Linked DNA regions of Homo sapiens: region 2 is linked to region 1. Evidence: read pairs that join two places in POLR2A ChIA-PET (ENCODE). Cell type or tissue: K562. All regions are shown on one strand. Each heading gives the region's core, and the rest is flanking DNA. Links, peaks and the distances in the headings are about the cores only. Region 1 overlaps SPRED2 (sprouty related EVH1 domain containing 2). Region 2 overlaps ACTR2 (actin related protein 2).

The links. Peaks named below come from ENCODE experiments on the same cell type or tissue, not always from the same donor. Only the 100,000 strongest peaks of a DNase experiment are listed, where the experiment ranks them.
Region 2: POLR2A ChIA-PET joins it to region 1 with 5 read pairs; 13 of 35 experiments call an interaction of 5 or more read pairs at or near these places.

What each region holds. Positions count from the first base shown.
Region 1 is chr2:65,390,744-65,396,011 of GRCh38, reverse strand. All of the region lies in intron 1 of SPRED2 (sprouty related EVH1 domain containing 2), which reads left to right. Among named protein-coding and RNA genes, the nearest start is that of SPRED2, 39 kb to the left of the region's middle. In K562, for the core only: no CTCF peak of the experiment used is centred there; no DNase peak of the experiment used is centred there.
Region 2 is chr2:65,230,081-65,235,584 of GRCh38, reverse strand. The region is part of intron 1 of ACTR2 (actin related protein 2); the gene reads right to left. Among named protein-coding and RNA genes, the nearest start is that of ACTR2, 5.0 kb to the right of the region's middle. In K562, for the core only: no CTCF peak of the experiment used is centred there; a DNase peak (open chromatin) is centred at 3,374; H3K4me3 peaks cover 1,096 bases.

The sequences.
Region 1 (5,268 bases), core at 269-5,268:
CAGTTCAATTCCAGATTTGAACTGAGCAGGCTTTAGCCAGAGCAAAAGATATTTGAAGAGAAAAAGGAGTAATTTGAAGAGATAAAGTTTAGGAAAAAAAAGTGACTTGAGGCAGATGGAAAAAAGGACCCTGAGTCCTGAGCTAATTACTCTGTAAGCAGCAGGGAGCAATTGAAGGTTTTTAATGGAGTGTGACGTGGCCACAGCAGGACTTCCAGCAGTAACTGCAAAAATATTTGATATTTGAGTTCATTACTGTGTGCTGGACACTATCCCAGGTGCCCGATACCCCTAACCTGTTTTAATTCTCATAACTGCCCTATGAGATAGGTGCTGTTGATGCCCACTTCTACCCATAAGGAAACCGAGTACACATTTAGAGACCTTAAATGACTTTTTAGAAGTGGATCGAATATGATGTGCAAGATGAATTGAGGTCAGAGGCAGAGGTAAGTCAAGACACTACAGGAAGCCATGAGAGACAGGTGATGCGGGGTGTGGTAGAAAGGAATGGATGAGTGTGAGGGAGTTGGGGTTCAGCTGAATGGATGAGTGTGAGGGAGGTGGGGTTCAGTTGGGGCAGAGGCTTCTAACTTCCACTGCGTAGGGTACTGCCGTGGTGAGAACCCTGGAGAGAAGGGGAAGGGGGAAAGTCCTCTTCTTTTTCAACCCCACACACAGACTTGAAGGTCAGGTTGGGACACTCTGCCCATTCAGCTGGGGCTGAAGACAGGTATCAGGGCTGGACCTAGTGATAGACAAAATCCGTGGAGGGTTAACGTTGGTAAGGGAAGAGTGTGTGGAGGCCAGGAGCCGGGGCCACGGAGCGAGAAGTGCTGGAGATCGTGGAACACTTAGATCCGAGGCCCAGTGGAATGACAGGGGTCAGGCAGGGACACGGGGATGAACAGTCAGTGGGCTGGATACCTCGGGCGGAGTTACCTTGGGTGATGGAGAGGTACACCCAAGGTTACTGGGGATGGCAAATCCTGGCCACCGGATATCTCTTGTACCCTTGCTACTAGAATCAACCCCAACCCACAGCAGTCTTCTATTTTCCTCGGTCAGAAAATAGATAAAAATCACTACAATTAGCATACATTTGCCTAAGAAAAAGACAGAAGTAGCATAATGTGAAAATGCAGTTGTTGTTGTTTTATTTTCTCTTCATATAAAAATGAAAAAGCCTTTTAGCCAGCACTTGAATATCTAGTCCTTTGCATTCAACCCTCCCTGCGCCTCACTGTGATCGGAAGCGGACTTCAGTGTCCCGGGAAATAGAAATAGTAAGCAAAACCCCTCATGGCTCCTAGCAATCTTCGTACCGTAGCAGAAAAGCAAGGAGGCCTGGGACTGAGGTGCACACACAGGGGACAAAGCCCTGTCCTGATGGGTGTTTGTAAGCACCAGGGAGGGGGCAGGGCACGTGTTTGTTCTTCTCTAAGTTCCAGTGGTCCGATGAATGTTGGATCTAGCGTCTGTGAAACCTGTTGTCATAAAGTATGTGTTCCTCAGTTAGATTTGACCCAGAGGCCTTTCTCATTCTCAGTTTTTGTGTTCATTGAGGCTGCTTTTAAATGGAAGGTCCATTAAGCCCTTGTTCCTGTCCATTCACAGCTGCCTCTATCCGAGTGGTCTGTGCAGGGCGCCAGCAGCCACCCTGATGGAGGGCAGGTCTCTAAAAGCAGCATCCTTTGCCAGGCACCTGAGAATTTTAAAGTGAGGATGCATCTGTGGCATCATCTTCCTAAACCAAATGATGTGTAATTGCATAGTTGTTGAACTGTGTGGTTGGTCTATTTCTAGCAGAGTAGCTACCTGAGAGGAAATGAGAATTTAAATTGTTTGCTGGACTTTAAAAAATTTACATATGAGGGAGACATCTCATCCAGAGATGCACTGGGCACAGGGAAAGCTTTTTTTTTCAAGTAGCAGCTGCTATTCATTGAAATGTTACAATTTTCCTGCCTTAGTATTTCACACGTCCTTATACTCCTCATAACATTTTTTGCTTGTGTAGTTTTAGCCCCATTTCAGAAATGAGGAACCCAGGTTCAGAAGGTTTAGAAGCTTGCTCAAGACCCCCCAGCTATTAGGTGCCAGAGCTGCAACTGGAATGCAGCTTTGACTCCATTGTGGGTTTCTGTTCCATTATCAAGAGTAGCCTGACAGTTGGCAATAACAATGACTGAATGAATGAATAAATGAATTCTCCAAAGAAAATAGTTCATGTTTCCCTAGTATGAGGGAATACTTGAGATAGTTGTTTTGAGAAGGGGGCCACAGACCAGGAGACACCAATAAGTCTTTCTCATTTCTGGTAAATCGCTTTATAATGACCGTTATTATAAAGTGTAAAAACAACAACAACAAAAAATAATAGGCGCAGTGGTTCACACCTATAATCCTAGCACTTTGGGAGGCAGAGGCGGGCGGATCATTTGAGGTCAGGAGTTCGAGACCAGCCTGGCCAACATGATGAAACCCTGTCTCTACTAAAAACACAAAAATTAGCCGGGCGGTAGTGGCACGTGCCTGTGTAGTCACAGCTACTCGGGAGGCTGAGGCAGGAGAATCACTTGAACCCGGGAGGTGAAGGTTGCAGTGAGCCGAGATTGTGCCACTGCACTCCAGCCTGGGAGACAGAGCCAGACTCCATCTCAAAAAAAAGAAAAAAAAAAAAAAGCCTTATGATTAATCACTAAACAGGTATTGCATAAAATAGCAATTTTCAGCTCTGGATTTTGGGGAAGGGAGTAGAGGCTGGAAATGTAGGTGGAGAGTCAGGCTGGGGAGAGATGCCACATTCGCAACATTGGGTTTTTTACAATAGTACTGCATCTATCTCTGTGCAGGAGTCTAAAAGTGGTTGGAAGCTACATTTAGGATTATTTAAAATAACATACTGCCTTATTTTTATCTCTGTAGCAACAACTTTTTGTAAGAAAAATAGCTAGTTCCATGATCTTTTGCCTTTTGAAAAGGAGAGATCTATTTTAAACTCTTTGCAGGCTCCTCGAAGTTCCTTTTCTTGCTGTTGAGTAGCAGGTAGAATCTCTAGTTCATGGAGGTCTGACGGATCCATGGTCCCGTGCTGGTCCATGTGCTGCCCTCTGCTTCCGTCCCTCATCCTTGCCACTCTCAACAGTCTTCCCCGACAACCCTTAGGAAGACAAGGGCTTGGAGGAGGGGGAGGACTGAGTGTCCCTGGCATGTTCTGATTAATCCTATTCATTGTCAAGTACAGCTTTTTAATGAACTGATTCATTACTGAGAGTAGGTCTCATGCAAATCCCTAGTTTGTATCCTGTGGATTTAATTTCTAACAATTTCCTCATTTCAACACAACTCCATTGTACCATGGGCTTTGTGATTTTGTTCTAATATAGAGCTTGACCTCACATTTTAAGACTATAAGATGAATACTAAAAAAACGAAATCCTTAAAATAAAAAATAAACTAGAAGAACATGTAGGTGGATATTCAACTCCTCTCTAAAGGAAGAAGGGTTGTCCACACATAAAAGTTTTGGAAGAGACTGGGTTTAGTGGCTCACGCCTGTAATCTTAGCACTTTGGGAGGCTGAGGTAGGAGGATCACTTGAGCCCAAGAGTTCGAGACCAGCCTGGGCAACATAATGATACCCTGTCTCTACAAAAATTAAAATTAGCCAGGCATGGTAATGCACACCTGTTGTCACCTGTGGTTGGGAGGCTGAGTGGGAGGATCGCTTGAGCCCAGAAGGTTGAGGCTTCAGGGAGCCATGATTGCACCACTGCACTCCAGTGTAGGTGACAGAGCAAGACCCTGTCTCCAAAAAAAAAAAAAAAAAAAAAGAAATTCTGGAAGAAATGACAGAGGAAATCACTGATAAATTTCGAAACATAAGTTTGTGCAATATCAGAGACAAATTTAACAAATATGTAAAATTTGCCTCCATTATGAGTTAATATAAAACTATGAAGAGTTCAGGAGATTATAAAAAGAGACAAAGACAACCAGGAGAAAACAGATAACTTAATACTTTTTAAAAAAACACCAGGCTAACAAAAAAGAAATATATAGTTGACTAAATAAATATAGCACAATATATTTAACCCTACAAATTTCAACTAATGCAATGAAAACATAATAGCAGCTTTTCAACTGTTATTATTACCAGAAAGAAAAATATTTTAAAATGCTATTGTGGTTTTGGTGAGGGAACATTTTTCATGCCCTGTTGTTTGAGAGTAGAATTCAGTGCACCCTTTCTGGAAAGCAGTTTGGTAACCTGTAATACTTCTTTTAAAAAAAAATTCATCCTCTTGTCTAAAAATTTCTCCTCTAGAAACTTAAAGATAATAGTCAAGTGAAAACACATTTATGGGCAGTGTTTAAAGTTTTGTGAGTGAAACTGTTGATAAGAACCTATTACAATGGTTAAGCCACCTGGAACATTCTATTGATATATTATGCAGCCTTGGAAAATAGTACTTTTAAGGAATGTTAATAAGATGGGCAATACAAAACTGAATGAAAATCCAATACAGAATTCTGCCTACATAACATGATCCAAATTTTGCCTAAAGTTTGCCTAAAACGTGCATAGCAAAAGAATTTCGGGAACTACACCAGAATGTTAGCATGGGTCCATCATTTCTGAGCTGTGGTGTTACTGGCATGACTCTTGTTTTTCTTGTTTATTCTTTTATGTTATATTAAGGTGACCACCTGTTCCCGTTGGCCTGGTACTGCCCTGGTTTTAGCACTGGAAGTCCTACTCTGGACAATTAATGATTCGTGTGTGTGTGTGTGTGTGTGTGTGTGTGTGTGTACACATTAAGGTGAGGTTGTGCCCATTTGAAAGGAAGGGCCAAAGATAAAGTGACAAGCTCATGGGGCCTGTGTGGTAGTCAGGCAGTAGATTTTTTTTTTTTTTTTTGAGATGGAGTCTCGCTCTGTCACCCAGGCTGGAGTGCAGTGGCATGAACCTGGCTCACTGCAGCCTCTGCCTCCCAGGCTCAAGCGATTCTCCCACCTCACCTGCCCAAGTAGCTGGGACTACAGGCATGCACCCCCACACCCAGCTAATTTTATTTTGCATTTTTTGTAGAGACGGGGTTTTACATGTTGCCTAGGCTGGTCTCAAACTCCTGAGCTCAAGTGATCCACTACCTTGGCCTCCCAAAGTGCTGGGATTACAGGCATGAGCCACTGTGCTTGGCCCAGGGAGTAGATTTTCTGATGATAAAATTAACGTGACTTGTTCTAGAAAATACAGGGAAA
Region 2 (5,504 bases), core at 302-5,301, 160 kb after region 1:
AGGGGTTTCACCAAGTTGGTCAAGATGGTCTCAATCTCCTGACCTCGTGATCCACTCGCCTCAGCCTCTCAAAGTGCTGGGATTACAGGCGTGAGCCACGGCACCCAGCCTGGATTACTTTTTAAGGCAGAAGTTAGCATGATATGATAGCATATGCAATAGATAACCCACTTGCTCACAGCTATTTCCCCTTGGCAGTGGTTGATAGTGATGAACTGGAATACACTTCCCACCCTTAAAATGAACAGAATTCAGGAGTAGTAGTTCATTTTTTCTCAGTGTCTTCTTAAATAATGTGACCTAAGACATGGAGGAAAAACTACCTCAGAGGAAAAGAATAACATCTAGTATTTTTTAGTATTTTCAAACTAAAACATAACACACACACCACGTGCACACACACACACACACACACCTCTCACACACTCTTCTCTCCCAAATCACAAACTCTCTTTTAAGTCAAAATCCAGTTTACTTGATACAAACTTAAATGATATGGAAGAGAATCTGTTCTCATCATTATCCCTATTGTTCCCACATTTCTGTATAACATCTGTCATGATCGCCAGCCTAATGTCAGTCATAATTTACACAAATATCTCAAATATGGGAATTAAATACTATTTTGATATTAAATTATTATGCCTACCTCCAAGTAATAAACAGATATAGTCAAAAGTATCCATTTATCCGGATGAAAATGCTCACTTATATGCGTATAAATTATCTCAAAAAAATTATAGAATGAATGAATGAATGAAAAGAGAACCTACCAGTTTGTAAGGTTCATTTTTGGCATGCTGAATGCAAATAAATAAGTTTACTAAGTGAGAAATCGTAAGAGAAGCTGGAGGTGGCAGGAGGAGCCTGGGATGGAGCATAGGTCTGATCCTAGTGCAGGGAAGAGGCTGCTAAGGTTGACACGTCTCCCCTCTCCTTCAGAGCTACACACACTGGACATACAACATGGCAAAGTGGCAAATAATCACATCACTCAAAGTCTTCCAATTATAATCGTTCAGATGGGTAGTTCGTATCTTAACATTCTTATGAGTATATTTTAAGCAACAAACATTTCCCAAGTTAGAAGACAAAAACTGAAATCCCTGAAACTATAAAAACAACTGTAAACCTACTATTACTGCCTAACAAAAAAAAAGACTTTTCATTCAAATTAAAGATTATCAATCACTTATTAATAAAACTATTCTGCTTGAGCAGTAGTTTATTGGAAGCAGATGTTGCCATAGAACTCAGCACCAGTTTTCATACAGGGTATATATTCATCCATCAAGATAGCAAAAATTGCACTATTTCACATTACTTCAAAAGTGAAAACATTAACAGTTATAATAACAAGAACTAAAATAATTGGCTGGGAATGGTGGCTCACACCTGTAATCTTGGCACTGTAGGAAGCCAAAGTGGGTGGATTGCTTGGGCCCAGGAGTTCGAGACCAGCCTGAAGCTACAGAGCAAAACCCCATTTCTACAAAAAATACAAAAATTAGCCAGGCGTGGTGACACACACCTGTAGCCCCAGAAACTCGGGAGGCTGAGGTGGGAGGATCACCTGAGCCCAGGGAGGTTGAGGCTACGTTGAGCCTTGAGCCATGATTGTACCACTGCACTCCCACCTAGGCAACAGAGTGAGACCCTGTCAGGAAAAAAAAAGGCTGAGTGTGGGGGCTCACACCTGTAATCCCAGCACTTTAGGAGGCCAAGGCAGGAGGATCATTTGAGGTCAGGAGTTCGAAACCAGCCTGGCCAATATGGTGAAACCCCATCTCTACTAAAAGTACAAAATTGGCTGGGCGTGGTGGTGCATGCCTGTAATCCCAGCTACTTGAGAGGCTGGGGCAGAAGAATCACTTGAACCTGGGAGGCGGAGGTTGCAGTGAGCCGAGATAACATGAATACACTCCAGCCTGGGAGACAGAGTGAGACTCTGTCTCAAAAACAATAATAAAATAAAATAATTAAAAAAAAAATTATACTGGCTACTCTGGGCACACTGCCTATGGGGTAGTCCTGCTCTGCAAGAAGCAGTAAAGAAAAAATAAAAATTATAATTTTTAAATTATATTATTTTTTGTGGAGACAGGGGTCTCGCTGTTGCTCAGGATGGTCTTGAACTCCCAGCCTCAAGCAATCCTCCCACCTTTACCTCCCAAAGTGCTGGGATTATAGGCATCAACCACTGTGCCTGGCCCCAATTTTTCAATAATATAAAACTGACAATCTGATTACTTCTGCAAATAATAATAATAATCAGTATTAAAAAAAATCTAGACTGGGCGCAGTGCTCACGCCTATAATCCCAGCACTTTGGGAGGCTGAGGCAGGCAGATCACCTGACGTCAGGAGTTGGAGACCAGCCTGACGAACATGGAGAAACCACATCTCTACTAAAAATACAAAAATTAGCCTGGCGTGGTGGTGCACACCTGTGATCCCAGCTACTGGGGAGGCTGAGGCAGGAGAATTGCTTGAACCCGGGAGATGGAGGCTGCAGTAAGCCAAAATCATGCCACTGCACTCTGGCCTGGGCAACGGAGCAAGACTCTGTCTAAAAAAAAAAAAAAAACTAAACCATGATGTGATAAAATACAAAGAAAACATTCCTTTCTAAACTATCATTTGGTATCATTGGTATCATCTTAATCCTTGAAATTCCTCCCCCATGTCAATCATTTTAAGACTTGGTGACTTCGTTCTTTCATTGTGTGCAGTAAGGCTGTGTTTAAGAAATAGATTTTACCATATATAGTTTCCTCTTCACAGCAGTGTGGTTTAAACTAGTTCCCTTACTTCCCACTGAGTCATCAAATGGTAAGAATATGAACAGTATAATGTTCTTTCAAGCAAAAATGAAAAATTCTATCTACATCTGCTCTAAAAGTACATTTTTTTTTTCTCTTCAAAAAAATAATAACCTGGGATTTATAAAGCCCCATTTGGGCTTATTTAATATTTATTTTCCCCTTACTAATTTTATCTCATGGTACTGATGTTCTTTAGTAAGTTAACTGCACAGTGACTGTTCTGATCTTAGGCCACCAAAATATTTATTCTACTTATACCAAAGCATTTTGCAAGATGAAACCAAATTTGGTTTTGGTTTGTTTCTGTTTCAAACACTCCTAAATTCAACATATAAAGTAGCATAAGCCCGATAAAGCAGGCCACAATCAACTACAAATGTCAATTACATAAATGCAAATGCAATTATTCTAGCACTATAAGCTTCTCTGTACGACTGGACCTTATTAAGCACTGTGCCAGCAACATAGCACGCACTGGAGAAACCTTCATTTTGTTGGTGATCTAACTCAATGCTGATGAAATCACCCTAGTCTGGTAACAAGACACGTAACACCAGGGGCCTGGGCCTAGCTCGTGAAGAGGACCTAAACCTAGAGTTTCACAGACCTCCAGATTTTCACCTATCTGGGCCACTTTAAGTGGCTTGATTTCAGAAGGAGGTTTGAATGGTTAAAATCCACATAAATTATTGGATCAAATGAGTTTTCCTCCTCTGGGCAACCCTACTGAGACACTGGTCAAGCTGGGAGATAGAAAATCAAGCGGGACCAACATTGGTCATGTGATCGTAAGTACAAACTTGTTTCCAGGCAAACTTGTCCAACCCATGGCCCACGGGCTGCATGAGGCCCAACACAAATTCACAAACTTTCTTAAAACATTATGAAATTTTTTTGGTGATTTTTTTAGTTCATCAGCTATTGTTAGTGTATTTCATGTGTGGCCCAAGACAATTCCTCTTCCAATGTGGCCCAGGGAAGCCAAAAGACTGGACACTCCTGTCCTAGAATATTTAATTTGGGTCTGCCAGAGAGGTTAAAAGAATCGTAACTTTTTAAAAAGCCTGTAATTTTATTTTTATTTTTACTAGATATGGGGTCTTGTTATACTAACCCAGGCTAGTCTCAAACTCTTGGCCTCAAGAAATCCTCTCACCTCGGCCTCCCAAAATGCTGGAAATACAGGCATGAGGAACCACACCCAGCCAGCCTACAATTTTAAAACCTAAGGCATGTAAGGAGCAAATGAAAACACCTTAGGATAACAACTATTTCCATAAATTTGCAAAATTACATCTGAATATCTTCTTTAATATTTAATTATAAAGGAATCATTATAACTTCAGGTATCTAAATAAAATCAAGATGATTATTCATGTCTACAAATGGTAAGAAACAGAATACACAATCTAAGCGGTTCCTAGTCCTCTACATACTCAGAACTATTACAGCATTCCTGTTATATGATTCATGTATTTTAACAGCACTGTTTCTTCATTTGAAACCAATCATGTCCATAGAAAATCTGCATAAAATTTTAAAATAACTAGAAGCATAAGAACAGATAAATTTTATTTGAATTAATTACACTCACTTTTTTCATTTATGACAGGAATTGATCACTTGTCTTAAGGAAAAGAATCTTAAAAACATGGATTAGACACAAGACTAATCAATAACATACTACAATCAGCTTTTTTTTTTTTTTGTGACAGTCTCACTCTGTCGCCCAGGCTGGAGTGCAGTGGCGTGATCTTGGCTCACTGCAACCTCTGCCTCCCAGGTACAAGTAATTCTCCTGCCTCAGCCTCCCAAGTAGCTGGGATTTCAGGCATCAGAAACCACACCCGGCTAATTTTTGTATTTTTAGTAGACACGGGGTTTCACCATGATGGCCATGCTGGTCTCAAACTCCTGACCTCAAGTGAACCTCCTACCTCGGCCTCCCAAAGTGCTGGGATTACAGGCATGAGCCACAACGCCCAGCCTAAAATCAGCCTTCTAATGTTAGCTAACTAATGGAATAGTAACATAACATTAGCTTCTGACAGCAGGGTGCAGTGGCTCAAGCCTGTAATCCTAGCACTTTAGGAGGCCGCAGTGGGCAGATCTTTTAACCCCAGGAGTTCAAGACCAGCCTGGGTAACATAGGGAGACCCAGTCTCTACAAAAATAAAAAAATTAACTGGGTGTGGTGGCACAAGCCTGTAGTCCCAGCTACTCGGGAGGCTGAAGCAGGAGAACCGCTTGAGCCCAGGAGGCAGAGGTTGCAGAGAGCCGAGATCACGCCATCGCTCTCCAGCCTGGGCAACAGAGCTAGATCCTGTGTCCAAAAAAAAAAAAAAAAAAAAAAAAATCAGCTTCGGTTAACATTCCCATTCTAATTTAATATTTAAAAACTCATATATACTACAAATACAGGGCTCATTACCTTGAACCCCTAAAAGAATTCATTAAAATATAACTGGCTTGACTTTCTAAAAAGAGTATCTGACACAATCACAAAACAAAAAATTTTAAATTCAATTTTTAAAGTTTTTTATTTATTTAGAGGCCAATTTGAAACTATAGTGGAAATCAGGCTAATACTTTTTTAAAAAGCACATTTAACTGAATTTTAGCCGCACATGTAACATGCGTTTATGGTTAATTTAGTTTAAATATAGTTTAATAATACTT